2 separate regions of the Mus musculus genome follow, and region 1 is linked to region 2. The links are chromatin loops, found by intact Hi-C in ENCODE. Cell type or tissue: gastrocnemius. All regions are shown on one strand. Links, peaks and the distances in the headings refer to the core of each region. The heading gives the core; the rest is flanking DNA.

Evidence for each region. Peaks named below come from ENCODE experiments on the same cell type or tissue, not always from the same donor. Only the 100,000 strongest peaks of a DNase experiment are listed, where the experiment ranks them.
Region 1: a loop joins it to region 2, with 7 times the contacts of the local background. A loop is called at or near these places in 22 of 42 quality-filtered maps.

The regions. Positions count from the first base shown.
Region 1 is chr4:94,663,756-94,674,227 of GRCm38, forward strand. The region is part of intron 13 of Ift74 (intraflagellar transport 74); the gene reads left to right. It overlaps Mir872 (microRNA 872), which reads left to right and starts at 1,402; the gene lies at 1,402-1,482. In gastrocnemius, for the core only: no CTCF peak of the experiment used is centred there; a DNase peak (open chromatin) is centred at 6,138.
Region 2 is chr4:94,895,240-94,905,711 of GRCm38, forward strand. It overlaps a transcript of Eqtn not described here. Among named protein-coding and RNA genes, the nearest start is that of Eqtn, 28 kb to the right of the region's middle. In gastrocnemius, for the core only: a CTCF peak has its summit at 5,666 (motif pointing left); no DNase peak of the experiment used is centred there.

The sequences.
Region 1 (10,472 bases), core at 1,423-9,422, 230 kb before region 2:
ACTTAAACCAAAGGTTTTCTGATGATAAAGTCTTAGTTCCACTGCCTAAGCATAAGCTTGACTTTCTGATTCAAAGCATTTCATTTGTGAAATTAAAATATGTTCTTAGAAACATATAGTTATATCTACATGAAGTTACTAATGGCATTAATAAGACTTCTAAAGGCTTAGGTAAGTAAGCTTGACTATGCTTTAGTTTTCTGGTTTGGGAAATGAGCATCATGGTAATGTCTCACTAAAGTTTATGTATTAAGTAGCATTTGTGACAAAGGTAGGCTCATAACAGTACTAAGGTCATATTAAATTTAAACTGTATTTTTCATTTGTTTTTGTAATTGAAAAGATTATATATACTTATTGTTTGTAGCATGTTCTGAAGTATGTATATATTTGAATGGCTCAGTCACTTTACATGTTGTTCATTGAGAGCAACTTAAATCTACTTCTCATGATCCTCAAGCATGGGCCACATTGTTGCTGGGCCTGGCAGCACACACCTTGAATCCCCTCACTGAAGACAGAAGCAGGAGTGTACCGGTGAATTTGAGCACCACCCCCCTTCGGATTATATAGTGAGCTCCAGGACAGCTAGGAATACATAACAGAAACTCTGTAATGAAAGATCCAAGGGAGAAAAGAGTATATTTACACTAATGTTGTACAGTGATCTCATCAATTGATTCTCAGCTTATGGAATTTTGTGTCTTTTGTCTATGTCATTTCCTCTCTGTTACTTTTCATATATGTAGATCTATTTAGAAAAGTCTGATGTTTTTATTTTAGAAACTTTACAGATTGCATCCTAAATAATTTTCTTCCTAAATTATAATGTATAGTGTTTAGTTCATTCTCCTAAAATGATGCATTTGGGAAGTAAAATTTATTAATTGAACTTGTAATCCCTACCTTGGATTTATGCTTTCTAATAAAGTAGTAGATTATTTTTTTGTCTACATCTGCATCTTTACCTGGGATGGTTAATTTTATTGTCAACCTGATTTACAAAGCACATAAATTAATAGCATATCTATGAGGTTGTTTTCTATGATGACTGCCTTAGGGGATAAGTGTGGGTAGCAACATTCTATAGAATAGAATAGAATAGAATAGAATAGAATAGAATAGAATAGAATAGAATAGAATAGAATAGAATAGAATAGAATGCAGAATGCTTTGGGTTTTGCTTCTGTTTTCTTTTTTTGTTTCAAATATTTTTATTAATATAGAATAAGCTAATTCTGAGTAACGGTGCTATTAGGACATATAAGCATATATAAATATATAAACTGTGTGTATATACTCACAGGTAAGTGTATTAATACATCAGTGATTATTGTTGCCACTTCTCTGCTCTGTGATCATCCTAATTTCTGCGACAACACAGGGGGTTGTGTAGATGGTAACTTGTTAGAAGGTTACTTGTTAGTTCAGGACCTCATTACTTTCTGCCTGAACTATTGCAGTAGCCTCCTAACTGGTTATCCCACCTCCATTCTTGCCCCTTCTAAGTTTTTTTCTGGTATAATGCTGTAAAAAAATGATTTGTGTAAAATATGTCTTGGTGTCCTTGTCCTGCTTAAATATGGTTCACCATGATGCACAAAATAACAAGTTTTATATGTCATATTAGTTCTCTACTGTGACTCTGTCAGCCTCCATTTCATCCCATAGTCATCTCTGGGCTCTGCCTCCCCTTTAAACCAGTTCTTACACTATAGCTCAGGCTTGCCTAGAACTTGTTGTATAGCCCAGACTAGCTTCAAATTCACAGCAATCCTCATACCTCATCCTCCAAAAGAAGGGATTACAGATAGGAACCATCTTACCCAGCTCTGTAGTAATTTCTTTCTGCTACCTTACATTTCTCCTTATTACCATTCATTCAACTATTTTATGCTCTAACCTTTTGTTTTTGTTGTCTTCTGTTTAACTGAATGTTTGTTGTTCTTCTTGTCTTCTGATTAAATTCTTAGCCTTTAACATTTAACTTGGCATCCTCTTACTCGACAAAACTCTGAACTTCTTCCCTAACTAGTTTCTAGGCTTAGATGAGTAACTGTCCTCCATGTTACCGGAACAGAGAATGTTTTACAGTTGCCTACTTAATTTATTTGTCTTCCCTCTTAGACTGTAAGCCCTCAAGGGCAGGGACTACCTCTTAACTGACTTTAGTAATCTAGTTCATCAACACAGTATCTGGGAAGTAAATGCGTTTTGGATACCCTAAACAATCCATAATTTAAGAAAGAAGGAATTGTACAATGAACAAAGGTGAAAATTGAGCTCTAATCTCTTCTTTGGGTCCTCTTATTTTAGGATCTAAGTGTGTGCTCTTCAGAAAGCTTGAGTGCAAAGATTTCATTACTTTCCAGAGGATCCCTACCTTGGATTCATGCTTTCTAATAACGTGGTGGATATTTTTGACTCGTGATATTTTAAATGAGAACAAGATCATGCATATTACATTCTGGCAATGAACTTGTTGGTCTGTGCTTTTTGTTCTGAGATTCTGTGTGATGCCTAATGCTAAAGGACTGACTAGATCATTGTGGAGAGGAAGTTTCAGGAGAGCTCAGGATACAGGCGATTGTGTAGGTTATGCTAGCTGCTTTTGCCAAGTTGGCACTAAGAACTGTGAGCAAAATCCGAACAAAGAGGTTTGAAAACTTGCCCTGTATCCAGAATACCATATAAATTTAGGGCTAGGGAAGTGTGACCCTTCTAATATTTTCAAGATTAGAACAGCTTGAACCACCAAATAAAAACATTTTTAATTGCTATTTTTATTTTTTATTTTTATTTTTTTAAGGTTTATTTATTTTATTTATATGAGTACACTGTAGCTGTCTTCAGACACACCAGAAGAAGGCATCAGATCTTATTACAGATTGTTGTGAGCTACCATGTGATTGCTGGGAATTGAACTTAGGACCTCTGGAAGAAAAGTCGGTGCTCTTAACCACTGAGCCATCTCTCCAGCCCTACTTCTTTTTAGTCAAGTGCTTGCTACATAGCCCACACTGCACTCAAAATTTCAGTAATGTTGGGAACTCAGCCTCATAGGTGTGAACCAAATGATTACTTTTTAAAGTGTTGCATTTTTTTTGAATTATTTATTTTATGTATATGATTACACTATAGCTGTCTTCAGACACACCAGAAGAGGGCATCGGATCTCATACAGATGATTGTAAGCCACCATGTGGTTGCTGAGAATTGAACTTGGGACCTCTGGAAGAGCAGTGAGTGCTCTTAACCACTGAGCCATCTCTCCTGCCCTTAAAGGTGTTACTTTTGTATGAACATAGGAACTGTGGGAAAAGCATTGTTGCCTTGAGTAAGACAACAGTAAGTAAGACTGTAATAAAATAGGTAAAATAGGTTATTAATAGAGCCTTTTCTCTTAAGGTTTATATTTCATAGTCTTTCTCTCCTCCCCAACTCCTGATGCTAAGGAGGGAAACCAGAGCCTTGCATAAGAATGCCACATGCTTTGGGGAAAAAACACTGCTAGGAAATATTTTCATTATAAATTAATACATGATAGTTTATATCTCATGGTTTAGTCCCTCATAGTAACATTTCTTGGTCCATTTAGCCTGAACCAGACCTTTTTTTTTTCTAATCTTTACTCGTTTACATTAAATAAATTCTGTTAATAACAGTGTTACCATATAATGCATGTCCAAACTTTTTGTGGAATAGATGCTGAAGACAAGTAACTACCTTTCTGTGTAGAGTTACTGGGTCTTTTGAGCTTTACTCATTGCTAGCTTAGCTGAAGCTTTCTTAGTTCTGATGGATTAGAGATCAGTCATCTGTTCCTGATTTCCGAACTTTCATTTCTACTGCCTGTTTTCCTATTCCCAATTCTTGGGAGTTTATACTTTACAACACAAGCAAACAATTAAACAAACAGAAAGCAACTTTGTATTGTAGTTTCAAGAGGGCTTGGACAAGAGTCAGTATTGAGAAGTGGGTGTTCAGCTGGCCATAGTAGTGCACACCTTTAATCCTGGCACTCAGGAGGCAGGCAGGTCTCTGTGAAAAAGTTCCAAAAAAGAAGTGTGTGTTCAAGCTATCATCTTCACTTAGGAAGTCACTAGTTATAAAACTGACCTAGAATCTTTTAAGAGTTTAGTCACCTTGTGTGTGCTTTGTTTTCGTGTTCTGTTTTTTGTTTTGTTTTTTGTTTGTTTGTTTTCGAGACAGGGTTTCTCTATATAGCCCTGGCTGTCCTGGAACTCACTCTGTAGATCAGGCTGGCCTCGAACTCAGAAATCCACCTGCCTCTGCCTCCTCAGTGCTGGGATTAAAGGCGTGTGCCACCTCGCCCGGCTGTTTTCCTGTTTTTAAAGTGGTTTTTTGCAGAAGTACGCTTGTGTGTGTTTTATTGCGAATAACCATTCTCATACACTTTTATTGACTTTTCAGTTGGCCTCAGTTACCCTTTTTTTTGTTCTTAAGTATTATTTTTGTTTTTTTACTCTAATATGGTGGCAAATGCCTGTAATCCTACCAGATGTTAGGGGTAATCAAGATTTCAAAATCAGAGGACAGGCTTGGGCTACAAAGTGAAACCCTATCACAAAGAGTGCCCGGCCTAAAACTAAGTCTGATGGCATTTCCCTGTACTCTCTCTCAGCTTCTTAGAAGGCTAGGTTGGAAGAAGCTAGGCTGGAGGATAGCTTGAGGCCAGGAGTCAGAGGGGAACCTGAGCAATTAGCGAGACCCTGATATATCTGGTATATGTTTGATGTAATTCAAACAATACAAAAGTATATACAATAAAAAGTTGCTTTTGAAAGTCATCTGAGTCTTCTGAGGTAATCATTGTTCATGTTTAGTCTTTGATTAGATTTATTCCAAGTTTACAAACATTTTTAAATGAAATAAAACTATATAGTTCTTTTCAGCTTGAATATTTTCACCTATTGTATTAATTTCCTTTCTGTTGCTACAATAGAATATCCCAAGAAAAGCAACTTGAGGAAGAAGGCATTGATTTTGGTTTATAGTTTGCGAGGGGATATAGTCTATTAAGGTAGTAGGAGCTTGGCATGGGGCTAGTCCAAGCAGTCAGGTAGCAGAGAAATCACATTTCATCCTCACATGGGAAGTTAAGAGCCACAATGAACTAGGACCAGGCTATAAAGTCTTAAAGTCTGCTTCTAGTGCACTTTTCTTCTGGTATATCTTTCTCTCCCAAAGGCTCTACAAATCCCCAGTGTTACTAGCTGGGGACCAAATGTCTAAACATATGAGCTTATCAGAATATCTCATACTCAAACCACAAAACTATAATAAATATACACAAGTATATATATTTCATTTATCATTAGAAGATGAAAGGCTCAAGAGTGGTACCTGGTGCACATTAAGCACTGTGACAACTATTAGCTGCTACCATAGTTGTGGTTGTATAATATTCTGTACTATAGAATACAATATATACTATATATATAATATCTCAACAGTAAAACTCTTTCTAATTGTTATAAAAAGACAGTGATACCGCCAGGCGTGGTGGCGCACGCCTTTAATCCCAGCACTTGGGAGGCAGAAGCAGGCAGGAGTTCGAGGCCAGCCTGCTCTACAGAGTGAGTTCCAGGACAGCCAGGGCTACACAGAGAAACCCTGTCTCAAAAAAACCAAAACCAAAACAAAACAGTTCTACAAGGCCATGCATGATGGCATATTCCTTTGATCTCAGCACTTGGGAAATAGAAGCAAGTGAGTTCAAGTTCAAGGCCAGCCTGGTCTACAGTAATGAGTTTGTGGACAACCAGAGCTACATAGTCTAACCCTACCTCAGAACAAACAAACAAACAAAATAGTGACTTCATAGGTATTCATGTACATTCATGTGTTTTATAAAGAATAAATCTATACAACTTAAATTTTTAGCCATAATAAGACTGGTTTTATTACTTTTAATAATAAAAGTTATTACTTTTAATTTTGTTAATTTCTCACAAAAATTGAGCCATTTCCTATGGCTGGAAGCAGTATGTAGACATTGTTTCTCACCAGTGCAAGCTATAGAAATGTCCTAGCCTTTGTTAGTTAAAGTAATATACCCACTCTATGACAATTCCAAACTCTTTCGCCTGTGGACAAAGGCCCAAATGTGCAGTTTTACCAATATCCATAAGGTGGGGCTAGTTCTCTGAGAATCTGTTTATTAGGATAGGCTAGGATTGACATGCACAGTTAACAAAGTACAGTACCATACACACACTTTCTCAAGATGAATGTTTGAGCATTACTAACAATTATGCCTTCATTTGTAGAATCCATTATTATCCCAGATTTGGATTAGACAGCATGATAAATAGTATTTGACTATTAATCTACCATAGACATAAATATCTGATAATGGCAGGATGGTAGATATAATAGATGTGCACATAAAGTCTGTAGGGACTCCAAATCACTGTCCTATCATGAGATAATTACTTTTAATTTATTCTGTAATTTATATGTAGCTTTGAATAATGAAAAATACTTACTTTGTCTGTAGAATATAGTCTTTTTTGTAGCCATGTAAGTCTCTGTAACTTACATAAGATATTTCTTTTTTTTCATTTTTAAAAAGTTATTTATTCACTTTAATCCATATCACTGTCCCCTTCCTGTACCCCTTTCCACAATCCCTCCTCCCATGCCCACTTCTTCCCTGAGAGGGCAGAAGCCCCATCTGGGTATCTCCCATCACCCTGGCACATCAAGTCTGTGGGGCTAGGCACATTCTCACCCACTGAGACCAGACAAGGCAGCCCAGCTAGAAGAACTTATTCCACAAACAGGTAACAGTTTTAGGGATAGCCCCTATTCTAGTTGTTCAGAACCTACCTGAAGACCGAGCTGCACATCTGGGTATAGCATATTATGCTCTTTAGTTGGTGGTTCAGTCTCTGAGAGCCCCCAAGAGTCCAGGTTAGTTGACTCTGTTGGTCTTCCTTTCCAATACAGATAATTCATAAGGTTTGCTTTAGGAGTCTTGGTAGTGGTGTATGTTAAAATTAAAAATTAAGGCAGAATATTTTTGTCCTGCAACTAAACAAGTCTTGACTTGAGTCCCCACAGTGCTACTTTTAACTGTTGTTGGACACGCTCTTTAGTTGGACCCAACCCAACCTCATTTTCTTCATATTTTAAAAAAGTTTTCCCATTAATTTATTCATTTTACACCCTGATCACTGTGTGTGTGTGTGTGTGTGTGTGTGAGAGAGAGAGAGAGAGAGAGAGAGAGAGAGAGAGAGAGAGAGAGAGATACATTTGTGAATGCAGATGTGACCATGCTATGGGGTGTGTATATGGAGGTATGGGAACAGAGAACAACTTGCAGGAGTTGGTTTTCTTCTATTGTGAGTTTTAGGGATTTAACTCAGGCTTGCAGGACAAATGCTTTTACAAAACCATAGAGCCATCCACTAGCCCACTTTCCTCACCTTAAAAGGGAAGTAAGAGTTGTTCATGGCAGTACATGTATATAATGTCAGTACTCAGAAGACTGAGGCAGAAAGATTATGAATTCTAGACCAGCCATGGAGCTGCCAAGGGAGATGGATATATAACAAAAACTAAGATATATTATTAATTATCAATTTGTATATACTGCTTGAGGTCAGTTCCAGGGCATTTTGAGTCACAAAAGCAAAACCCTGTATAAAAGGTTGGTGGTGTGGGTAACATGAGTGCTTAATACTTAGGATTTTTGTGCTAAGAACTGATTCTGTGTTTGTGTGTGAGAAAGATGGGGGGTGGGGGTGGCAGGGGGGGTGGCGGGGAGGGAGGGAGGGAGAGAGAGAAAGTATAGTAATACAAAATTTCTCACATGTAACTTGTTAGCATTGTTATCATGTATTCAGTTACCTTATAAGTTGAAACTTTGGTATTTTGTCTGGTTACTTCCACAATCATATCTTTTTTTCTTTTATTGAATATTTTATTTATTTACATCTCAAATGTTATCCCCTTTCCCAGTTTTCCCTCCAGAAACCCCCTATGCCATCCTCCCTCCTCCTGCTTCTGTGAGGGTGCTTATCCCTCCACCCCCATCCCCATCCACTCCCGCCTCCCTGCCCTCGAATTCCCCTACAATGGAGCATTGAACCTTCCCAAGGGCCTCTCCTCCCATTGATGTCTGACAAGGCCATCCTCTGCTACATATATGGCTGGAGCCATGGGTCTCTCCATGTACTCTTCCGTTGGTGATTTAGTTCCTGGGAGCTCTGTGGGTGTGTGTGTGGGGGGGGGGGTCTGGTTTGTTGGTATTGTTGTTCTTCCTATGGGGTTGCAAACTCCTTCAACTCCTTCAGACCTTTCTCTAACTCGTCCATTGGGGGACCATGTGCTCAGTCCAATGGTTGGCTGCAAGCATCCACCTCTATATTTGTCAGGCACTGGCAGAGCCTCTCAGGAGACAGCTATATCAGGCTCCTGTCAGCAAAGCACTTGTTGGCATCCACAATAGTGTCTGTGTTTGGTGACTGTATATGGGATGGCTCCCCAGGTGGGGCAGTCTCTGGATGGCCTTTCCTTCAGTCTCTGCTCTACACGTTGTCTCTGTATTTGCCCCCTTGAGTATTTTGTTCCCCCTTCTAAATAGGACCAAAGCACCCACATTTTGGTCTTCCTTCTTCTTGAGCTTCATGTGGTCTGTGAAAATAACCCTATTAAAATTGGGGTACAGAGCTAAACAGAATTCTCAACTGAGGAATCTTGAATGGCCAAGAAGCACCTAGAGAAATGTTACATGAGAAATGTAACATCCTTAGTCATCAGGGAAATGCAAGTCAAAACGACCATGAGATTCCAGTTCACACCAGTCAGAATGGCTAAGGTCAAACACTCAGGTGACAGCAGATGTTGGCAAGAATATAGAGAAAGAGGAACACTCCTCTATTGCTGGTGGGATTGCAAGCTGGTACAACCACTCTGGAAATCAGTCTGGCAGTTCCTCAGAAAATTCGACATAGTACTACCTGAGGAACCAGCTATACCACTTCTGGGCATATACCCAAAAGATGCTCCAAAATATAACAAGGACACATGCTCCACTGTATTTATAGCAGCCTTATTTATAATAGCCAGAAGCTGGAAAGAACCCAGATGCCCTTCAACAGAGGAATGGATACAGAAAATGTAGTACATTTACACAATGGAATACTACTCAGCTATTAAAAACAGTGCATTCATGAAATTCTTAGGCAAATGGATGGAAATAGAAAATATCATTCTGAGTAAGGTAACCCAGTCACAAAAGAACACACATGATAGGCACTTACTGAGAAGTGGATATTAGTCCAAAAGCTCGGAATACCCAAGATACAGTTCATAGAAAACATTTTCCTATAAGTGTTTGTTGAAATGGCACTTCGAATTCCTAGCCTATGGATTCTCAGTGTATATATCCAAGGAAGAGCAGCTCATTGTTCTATGGATTCTCAGTGTATATATCCAAGAAAGAGCAGTTCATTGTTTAATGTGGTTATTGACCTAGCAAGATTGTTTTTAAAAAACTTAGAGTTGTGATATCTTAACACACCTGAAACTAGCTTGAAATGCATATTCTGAGGTACTACCTGAGACTTCAGTTTGAAACTGTGAGAATAGTGCTCAGTGTTTTGTATATTAGCAAAAAGTCATACTAATATTTGATAACCACTGCTTTGGAAAATCATTGAGGGCTTTATGTTGTATTTGGTACATGCCACGCACTACTAAGATGGAATCTAAAATAAATACTCTGTTCAAACAAACTTCTACAGAGTTTTTTTTTTTTTTCTTATAGGTAGTGAGGCCTTTTGAGCAATAATTTAATTCTTACCAATTTAGAGATTTTAGTATTTTGAAGCACTCTTACCAAGCTCATTCTGGCCTGGCACTATTGACTGTTGACTATATCTAAAACTATCCAAAAAGCTTTCGGGGTGTGTCTATGAGGGATTAAGTTGAGGTGGGAAGACTCGAATTAACTAAGAATAGGACCATTCTATAGGGTGGGGTCTTACAGTAAATATAAAGGAGAAAAAAAGCCACACACCAGCATTCATCTTTGTTTGCTTGTAAACTGTAGACCAGTTGTTACGACTTTCTTTCAGAATGGACTGTACCCTTCTTGTATGCCTTCAAGCAGTATGTAGAAATTGTATCTCACTACTGAGATATATATATTCTATCTCTATGGCAGCACTGAGATAAGTAATTAGTATATGCACAGTACCCCCCCCCCCCGCCTTAGTCACTCAGAGGCTTCTCACTCTATATTTTAAAGTACACCTTGTACTTATAAGTACTGTTGTTTCCCTGCTGAAAAGGGACATGTCTACTATAATTCAACTATTTTGCTAGTTGGACGAAGCCAAAAGTAAAAAGTTAGTCATTAATTTTTATGTACTCAACATAGCAATTTAAAAGTATTTGAAATAGGAATTTATTGCTTACTGCTACATTGGCATGAGAGA
Region 2 (10,472 bases), core at 1,595-9,594:
AAAGATAGAGAACTTCAGACCAATTTCTCTTATGAACATCGATGCAAAAATCCTTAATAAAATTCTCGCTAACCGAATCCAAGAACACATTAAAGCAATCATCCATCCTGACCAAGTAGGTTTTATTCCAGGGATGCAGGGATGGTTTAATATACGAAAATCCATCAATGTAATCCATTATATAAACAAACTCAAAGACAAAAACCACATGATCATCTCCTTAGATGCAGAAAAAGCATTTGACAAGATCCAACACCCATTCATGATAAAAGTTCTGGAAAGATCAGGAATTCAAGGCCAATACCTAAACATGATAAAAGCAATCTACAGCAAACCAGTAGCCAACATCAAAGTAAATGGAGAGAAGCTGGAAGCAATCCCACTAAAATCAGGGACTAGACAAGGCTGCCCACTTTCTCCCTACCTTTTCAACATAGTACTTGAAGTATTAGCCAGAGCCATTCGACAACAAAAGGAGATCAAGGGGATACAAATTGGAAAAGAGGAAGTCAAAATATCACTTTTTGCAGATGATATGATAGTATATATAAGTGACCCTAAAAATTCCAACAGAGAACTCCTAAACCTGATAAACAGCTTCGGTGAAGTAGCTGGATATAAAATTAACTCAAACAAGTCAATGGCCTTTCTCTACACAAAGAATAAACAGGCTGAGAAAGAAATTAGGGAAACAACACCCTTCTCAATAGCCACAAATAATATAAAATATCTCGGCGTGACTCTAACGAAGGAAGTGAAAGATCTGTATGATAAAAACTTCAAGTCCCTGAAGAAAGAAATTAAAGAAGATCTCAGAAGATGGAAAGATCTCCCATGCTCATGGATTGGCAGGACCAACATTGTAAAAATGGCTATCTTGCCAAAAGCAATCTACAGATTCAATGCAATCCCCATTAAAATTCCAACTCAATTCTTCAACGAATTAGAAGGAGCAATTTGCAAATTCATCTGGAATAACAAAAAACCGAGGATAGCAAAAACTCTTCTCAAGGATAAAAGAACCTCTGGTGGAGTCACCATGCCTGACCTAAAGCTTTACTACAGAGCAATTGTGATAAAAACTGCATGGTACTGGTATAGAGACAGACAAGTGGACCAATGGAATAGAATTGAAGACCCAGAAATGAACCCACACACCTATGGTCACTTGATCTTCGACAAGGGAGCCAAAACCATCCAGTGGAAGAAAGACAGCATTTTCAACAATTGGTGCTGGCACAACTGGTTGTTATCATGTAGAAGAATGCGAATCGATCCATACTTATCTCCTTGTACTAAGGTCAAATCTAAGTGGATCAAGGAACTTCACATAAAACCAGAGACACTGAAACTTATAGAGGAGAAAGTGGGGAAAAGCCTTGAAGAAATGGGCACAGGGGAAAAATTCCTGAACAGAACAGCAATGGCTTGTGCTGTAAGATCGAGAATTGACAAATGGGACCTAATGAAACTCCAAAGTTTCTGCAAGGCAAAAGACACTGTCTATAAGACAAAAAGACCACCAACAGACTGGGAAAGGATCTTTACCTATCCTAAATCAGATAGGGGACTAATATCCAACATATATAAAGAACTCAAGAAGGTGGACCTCAGAAAATCAAATAACCCCCTTAAAAAATGGGGCTCAGAACTGAACAAAGAATTCTCACCTGAGGAATACCGAATGGCAGAGAAGCACCTGAAAAAATGTTCAACATCCTTAATCATCAGGGAAATGCAAATCAAAACAACCCTGAGATTCCACCTCACACCAGTGAGAATGGCTAAGATCAAAAATTCAGGTGACAGCAGATGCTGGCGAGGATGTGGAGAAAGAGGAACACTCCTCCATTGTTGGTGGGATTGCAGGCTTGTACAACCACTCTGGAAATCAGTCTGGCGGTTCCTCAGAAAATTGGACATAGTACTACCGGAGGATCCAGCAATACCTCTCCTGGGCATATATCCAGAAGAAGCCCCAACTGGTAAGAAGGACACATGCTCCACTATGTTCATAGCAGCCTTATTTATAATAGCCAGAAACTGGAAAGAACCCAGATGCCCCTCAACAGAGGAATGGATACAGAAAATGTGGTACATCTACACAATGGAGTACTACTCAGCTATTAAAAAGAATGAATTTATGAAATTCCTAGCCAAATGGATGGACCTGGAGAGCATCATCCTGAGTGAGGTAACACAATCACAAAGGAACTCACACAATATGTACTCACTGATAAGTGGATACTAGCCCAAAACCTAGGATACCCACGATATAAGATACAATTTCCTAAACACATGAAACTCAAGAAAAATGAAGACTGAAGTGTGGACACTAGGCCCCTCCTTAGAAGTGGGAACAAAACACCCATGGAAGGAGTTACAGAAACAAAGTTTGGAGCTGAGATGAAAGGATGGACCATGTAGAGACTGCCATATCCAGGGATCCACCCCATAATCAGCATCCAAACGCTGACACCATTGCATATACTAGCAAGATTTTATCGAAAGGACCCAGATGTAGCTGTCTCTTGTGAGACTATGCCGGGGCCTAGCAAACACAGAAGTGGATGCTCACAGTCAGCTAATGGATGGATCACAGGGCTCCCAATGGAGGAGCTAGAGAAAGTACCCAAGGAGCTAAAGGGATCTTCAACCCTATAGGTGGAACAACATTATGAACTAACCAGTACCCCTGAGCTCTTGACTCTAGCTGCATATGTATCAAAAGATGGCCTAGTCGGCCATCACTGGAAAGAGAGGCCCATTGGACACGCAGACTTTGTGTGCCCCGGTACAGGGGAACGCCAGGGCCAAAGGGGGGGAGTGGGTGGGTAGGGGAGTGGGGGTGGGTGGGTAAGGGGGACTTTTGGTATAGCATTGGAAATGTAAATGAGCTAAATACCTAATAAAAAATGGAAAAAAAAAAAACTGAAAGACTTCTGTAAGGCAAAGGACAACATCAATTGTAAAATAGGGCAGCCCACAGAATGGGAAAATGCTGTGGATAGGGGCTAGTTATATTTGAAGTTAATTCCGTTCTCCTATGAGTGGCTTCCAACAAGGAATGAGTCAGTACTCAGGTGATTTCCAGTAAACCTGCTTCCCACCTTAATTTGTAAAATAAAGGAGAGCCGATGATTGGGCAATTAAAAGGGAAGGTGGAGTGGAAGGTGGGAGAGAGAAAAAGGAGAAAATGGGAGAGAGGACACAGAAGAGGAGGAAGAAGAAGAAAAGCAGAGCTCTAAGGGGTCTCATAGATGTGGAAGATGGTAGTGAAGCCGTAGATCTGCCCAATGTAGGTGCGCAGCATGTTGTGTTTTCATTGCTGGGCCATATTTGGGCTGGAGATTTCCGGAAACAGGAAAAGAATTTCACCAACTTCGCATCTGATAAAGAACTAATATCAATAAGCTTTGTCTCAAAAAAAAACCCCAAATAATCCAGTTAAAATGAGGTACAGATCTAATTTTCAACAGAAGAATCTCAACTGGCCGAGAAACAAGAGAAATATTGGACATCTTTATCCTTGAAGGAAAAGCAAATCAAAACTACTTTGAGATTCCATCTTGTGAGAATGGCTAAGATCAATAACACAAGTGACCGCTTTTGATGGCAAGGATGTGGAACAGTGGGTACGCTCCTCCACAGCTGTACAATTTTGCTGTCCCACCAGCAATGGATGAGTGTCCCCTTGCTTCACATCCTTACCAGCTGTTATTGACTCTGGCCATTCTTATTGGTATAAAATGAAATTACAGAGTCGTTTTGATTTGTATTCCCCTTAATGTCTAAGGATGTTGAATATTTTTACACTGATTATGTTTAATAAGTGAACAAAAGAAATATATAAAAACCCACAAATAGAAACTTGCAAATAAAAATAATTATATGAAATCTAATTTAACATTATCAATTCATGAAGTTGCAGCACAGAATTAACCCATCAGTTAGTATACTATATAAAATGGTTGAAGTACATGTCATGATTTTATTGAAAATTAATTACATGATATATAGATTCAAGTTTTATAAATATTAATTTGAAATAGGTTGCAATTATATTTTTTATTTTATTTACTTACTCACTTTACATCCCATTCACTGGTACCCTCCCAGTCATATCCTCCCACCATCCCTCCCCATTTCCCTCCCCTTCTCCTCTGAGCATGTGGGGAGCCCCTGGGTATCCCCCCTACCCTGGCACATCAAGTCTCCGAGGCTAGGTGCTTCCTCTCCCCCTGAGACCAGACAAGGCATCTCAGCTAGAATAATATATCCCAAGGACAGGCAACAGCTTTTGGGATAGCCCAGCTCCATTTGTTCCAGACCCTCATGAAGACCAAGCTACACATCTGCTACATATGTGTGGGGAGGCATAGGTCCAGACAGTTCTTTGGTTGGTAGTTCTGTCTATGAGAACTCCAAGGATCCAGGTTAGTTGACTCTGTTGGTCTTCCTGAGAAGTTCCTATCCCCCTTCAGGCCTGCCATCCTTTCCCCTATTCTTCCATAAGAGTCCCTGAGTTCCATCCACTGTTTGGCTGTGGTTATCTGCATCTGTCTGAGTCAGCTTCTGGGAGGAGCCTCTCAGAGGACAGTCATGCTAGGTTCCTGTGTGCAAGCATAATGGAGTATCATTAATCGTGTCAGGGTTTGGTGTTTGCCCATAGGATGGGTCTCAAGTTGGGGCAGTTATTGGTTGGGCATTCTCTTGGTTTCTGCTCCATCCCCTGTCCCTGCATTCCTTGTAGACAGGATACATTTTGGTTTGAAAAATTTGAGGGTGGGTTGATAGCCCTATTGCTCCACTGGAGTTCCTGCCTGGCTACAGGGGGTGGCCTCTTCAGACTCCATATCCCCAATTCTGTGAGTCACAGCTATGGTCACCCCCAGTGATTCTTGGGTGCCATCCTTAAGTGCATCTTCATTTGAATTTCCTCTTTTGAAAATTCTGTTTAGATCTGTACTCCACTTTTAATTGAGTTGTACTCTTGATGTTAAGATTTTTTTGTTTTATTTATTAGGAAAACTTTCTTCCCATTCTGTAGCCTGCTGCTTTGGCCAAATGACAGTGCCCTTTGCCATGCAGACACTTTATAAGTTCATGAGGTCCCACTTATTGTTGATCTGAGTGCCTGTGCTAACAGTGTCTGTTCAGAAAGTCTTTTCCCATGCCAATGAGTTCAGAACTATTCTCCAATCTCTCCTCCATCAACTGAACAAGTCTTCCCTAGCAAGTGTCTTCTCTGGATGGCACTTGACAGTACTCCTGAGGGCCATTTCCAAATGAAGCCACCAATGACACACAAACACAAAATCATGGCACAGACACAGCATCACAGGGTGACAACTGAAAGGTGGCTGCGTCCCCTTATCTAACCTTAACTGAAGTACAAATGTTAGAAAATTTTTAGAAAATTGGCTATTCTTCTGCATGTCTGAATGACGATCACAAAGGGCAGTAGTTCTTGACTTGGGGAAAATAAGTGACTTCGACTGGGTAACTGAATTTACAATTCTGAGTCTCCAAATAATAAAAATAGGCATCAATTTGTGATGAAAAATTCAACAATGTCAATAAAGCTGTTTTTAATGAAAATGGCAGACAGTGGAAAATGGCTCAATAGGATTGTGGTCATTTATTTCTCATTTCTGCCCCCTGGTGGATGATAAGGTCCTAAGCACAAAGGAAAGTCGGAAATGTATGTGATATTTTGTGTCACATGGAGGGAGATAAGCAACTAAAGGACACACATCCGTTTTGGGAGTCTGTGCAGTTCTTTTTTGGTCAAGAAATGCTTTTGCAATATGACAAATATTTTTAAGATGAGTGGCAAAAATATAATTATTCCACTGTAGCCTACACACTTGCCTTGATACAGTTGAGTAATGTAATAGAATACCAGCCTCATTTACAAACTAAATATAACATTTGGAGATATAAGCTACTTACTTTATTACCAACCAGTGACAACTGGTCACTTCAAATAGGTGATCAACTCACAGAACTGCACACAGCTTCACCCAGCAAAGCAGTTCCTTTGTCTACAACAAAATAGTGTGTAAAACATCAAGCTCACCAGTCTTTGGTGCATCTCTCTTGAGATTCTGACCAAAGCACTTCAGTCACCAAATGATGGCCATTTCCACCCACCACCCAAATTTCAGAATTAGCAAACAAAATTCTTAAGCATATGGATCCACAGTCCTGAGAAAAACTGGATAGTGACACAACCCAAGAACTGCAGAACTGGCTGGGCCATGCCACCCCTAGAAGTACCTCCTGGTTTTACTAGAATAATAATGTCTTTCTTCCCCTTTCAAAGATCCATTTTCCTTTATTAATTATGTAACTAACATTTCTCCCAAACGTATTTCAGAAATAAGATGTGGTCTAATTATGCTCTTAGAACTCTGAATTTACTTTAGATAATTTGCAGGTTTTGGTAACACACATGCATCCTTTTTACACAATAAGTTTCCCCTGGGATCAACAGCCTTCAACTTGCTGACCATATTCTATTAAGAAATCTACTGAAATCCAAAACAATATACTGGGAAGATAACTGCTTGGAAAAGGAGGAAGGAGAGATCAGACAATGCTAGCAATCACGGGATCTAAATATAACATCTGGGTTTTACTTTCTCTTTAAATGAGCTTGGCTACTCAGCCAGAAATACATGTTGGCATAAGTTGAGTTTCCTGGCTGCTAAAATTTGGAAAGTGTTGTTAAACAGTACCATGAAAAACAAGAGTCTCCTCATTCTGCAGCTTAAACGTTGCCATCTCACCAGAAGCTGTGTTTAGATAAGCAGCTTCAGCTGTTGCAGGGTTTTGAGTAAGACAAGCAATCATTTTTCTTAGCCCAGTCATGTTTAATCCAGGGTTCTGAGGTGTTGGACACCGAATGGACACTAAAGATCAACCTGAGACATTGGCTCTGGGTTTGTTGTCAGAATCTTATGGAAGTTTGTAAAAATGGAAGCAAGTTTCATTAAGAAAAATTACACAAAAGTGAGAAATTGAGGAAAAGTGAGAAAATCAAGGAAAAATAAAACTTTAGAGAGAGGACTTCCATTCATCCAGGAAAGGAGGGAAAAGTTGTGGAATTCCTTTGTTGCAAGTTAAATGTCCGTGATAGAAACTTGACCAGGGCTGAGGTAAGCTCTATTAGGATTGGTCCATTCTCTGGGCTAACGTGGACCAGAGCCAATAGGGCATGTCTTTTTGGCCCAACCAAGGAGATAATCATGCTCTGTTCATGGGATGCTGATCCTGTTATGGACAGTTGAAGCCCTACAATGTCTTGACTCCATCTTTGCTAGAGTTTTGCTTGACACTATTGGTCATTTGGTTGGCATCACTACTGTCTGACCTTAGCTGGTGTCTCTAGTGTTGCTAATTACACTAAGGTCTCCTTGTTCCCACATTCATATGACAAGCATGTAGCTTTACTGTGGAAAAAGAGTTAATGATCACAGTCAACAAGATGTAGCTGTAGATTTTCTTGGTTATCCCACATTTAGCTATTTGGGGTAGTCTGAGGTGGTCTCTTCCGCAGAAGCCTCTCATTAGAAGCCTTTCTGACTGACAATTTAATGTTACCATCAGCTGCATTAGAAACAAGAAAATAAAGGCATAAAATCTGTGCATGTCTTTCACTGGCTTTGGGGATGTGTGTGAGTGAGTGTGTGTGTGTGTGTGTGTGTGTGTGTGTGTGTGTGTGTGTTTCCACTCAGGCTCCTGCCTTCTTATCTATTGAAGTACCTCACTCATGTGCTTCACTATTCCAAATATTCCCTTGTTAACCCTTAATCTTCCTTTTAACCTCAGCCTTGGTGTGATATGTCAACAATTTAAAAGTTTTTACCAGGGTGTTTTTTAAATCTTATGACCCACAGGAGGATAGCTACTGCATCAGAACCACCTTAGTTCTTCCTGGCTAGGACACTGCTACTTTTGATTGGTGCTACATCCACTCCAGTGGAGTCTGCTTGACAGGTTTTAGGAACCTGGAAGCAGTCCTGAGGCAAAGAGTTTCATGGAAACTTAGCCTCCTGGAAACTTGGTACTCCCATAGCACATACACTCAAAACCTGTCCCCAAGTTAATCTGGTGTATAGGTCCGTGTGCTCTCTTTCAGTATTGTTTTATTATAAGTGCCTTTAAGGATTGATTTTGACATATAGCTAAGCCTTCACCAGTGTTCCAATGTCCTAGAAAGTCCTTGAAGCTGACACTGAGCTTGGAATTCAGTAAGAATGTTACCTATTCAGTAACACTCAAATTTACTTCTAGTAGAGACAGTGAAAATAATCAGGCATTACAATTAACTTGAATAGAGCTAGAAAGCTCAGGGCTAGTCTACATAGTAATTACTTAGGGCAATAGCCAAGTCACACCCAAACACGGGAATACACAATGGCCTAGGAAATAGGTGGGTTGTAGTATATTATTCATGAAAGGGTTAGTAGAATGGAATTCCCCTGGTGCAGGTTTTTCACTAGGCCCAGAGGAATAGCATAATCAGGTATTTACTAAAGGAGCCCTGGTGGTGGGTTTAACAATAGACTAGCATTGCATCAGAGCATTCACCTGGTTCCTGTGTTTAGCTGATTTTAATTAAGGGTTGTTCCTATTCTCAGTTGTAAACAAGGCCTGGCTCCTGCCATCTTTTTATGTGTGCATTTTTTTGTTTTGTTTTGTGTTAAGGACCAGTGTACCTTGATGGATGTATTCACCTAGCCTTCTTGTTTTTCTTCTGTAATATAAGACTGGTGCTTGCTTTGTGAAAGTACATCCAGATACAGCACTCCCTTGTGTTCTTATTTGCTTGTCATTCGCCATCTCCTTGCTCACCTGTAACCAGAACCTCGTTCCCTGCAGATCGGAGACCCAATTGAGGTTCGTCTGTAGAAGATTGCTAATTGCTTTATAAGGCAATATAGAATATTTGCAAGTTTCAACGTTCAGGTCCAACTGTCAACAAAGTCCCCTGCCCCACCTCTCCCCAGAGCAAAGAGCATTCCTTATGATGATTTCACATGTGAGATGGTTGGGGACATCACCATCACACATTGACCATGCTGCTCCAAGCCTTCAAAGCACCTTTCTTCAGCCTCATCAGTACCTACCACTCCCATTTCCAACAGTCCTTGTGCCCCACCTTGATGGAACCCTAGAGATCACAAGGCAGATGCTGGGTTTTTCTTGCGCAGCTTCCTAGACATCACTAGGTCAGCTCTGCCATGCCAGGACTTCTGGAACTTCGAGACCACCTCCAAAACACACAGAAACCCCCCTTCCATGAAAGGTCCCCAGCATCTCACTGTTAGGCATACCTCTGGACTTGACACAGGAAGGAACTGAGAACAAGCTGGCTCTTTAGGGTAATGCTGGGCAGACTTGCGGGGAGGGACTCCTGGTTTGATTCCAAGGTCTCAGGCAAGTTCTCTCACCTACCTCAGCCAGTCTGTAAAACTGGCCCATAGTACAAGCAGAAGGAAACACTGAGCAGAAGTGATACGATGCAACCCAAGCTACTGCAAGGCAGAACATAGAGCAGTTCTCAAAGGTTGAGTGAGTGTCATCCTAGGAAGCACTGAGGAGACCTGGGCACTTTAGAATGGGGAGGTACCCATCAGCTGCTGGAGAAAAGTGAGCCAGGAGGTCTAGGAAGCAAGCTCAGGAAATGCAGATTTATTGACAGCATAGAGGATCAGCAGTGGACTGTATGCTGTCATCTCATTTCTACAGTAAAGCAGGGGAGACTGACCAATATCCTTTATGTACCTTCACCCAGCTTCCTCAAACATCCCGACTGTCCTGTCTAAATATCTGCAAGCTGTGTCAGGAGTCTGGAAAACCAGATGGGTCTTTTTTGTTTGTTTTGTTTTGTTTTGTTTTTTTACCATTGGTTTTGTTTTTGTGGTGCTGGGGATGAAACCCAGGGCCTTGTACATGCCAGACCAGGGTTCTATAACTGGGCTACAATACTCAGATGACTTTCAAAACATAAGTAACATGTTGCTTTTGCCCATTTTAGTAAGAATAATACTAAAGTCATTAACCGTCCTTATAATTCTTTGTTTCACAACTAGAAATGCTTTGATTTGAGATCCTTTGCATCTGTTTTCACACAAGAAAAATGAGAGACTATTAGCAGCCTTAGTGTCTCTATGTGACATCTGCCCACAAAACCCTTCCACACCCGGAGACTCAACTGGACTCCTCAGTGCCTTGCTATATCCAAGCACCTGCAGCCATTTTAGCTGACTGACCCCTCACCCACCTTCATGGCTTCAGGTGCCTGAACTGCCATTACACAGGCTTGAATCCAGCCCTAGAACTGTCAGAAAGGCCCTAGAAATGGCAAAAGGAACTGGCAGAGGGGAGCTGGTGCTCAGGGCTACCCACTGTGGCTCAGAAACTGTCCACTATTGGGCAGGATCAGGAAAGTGAGCACCTGT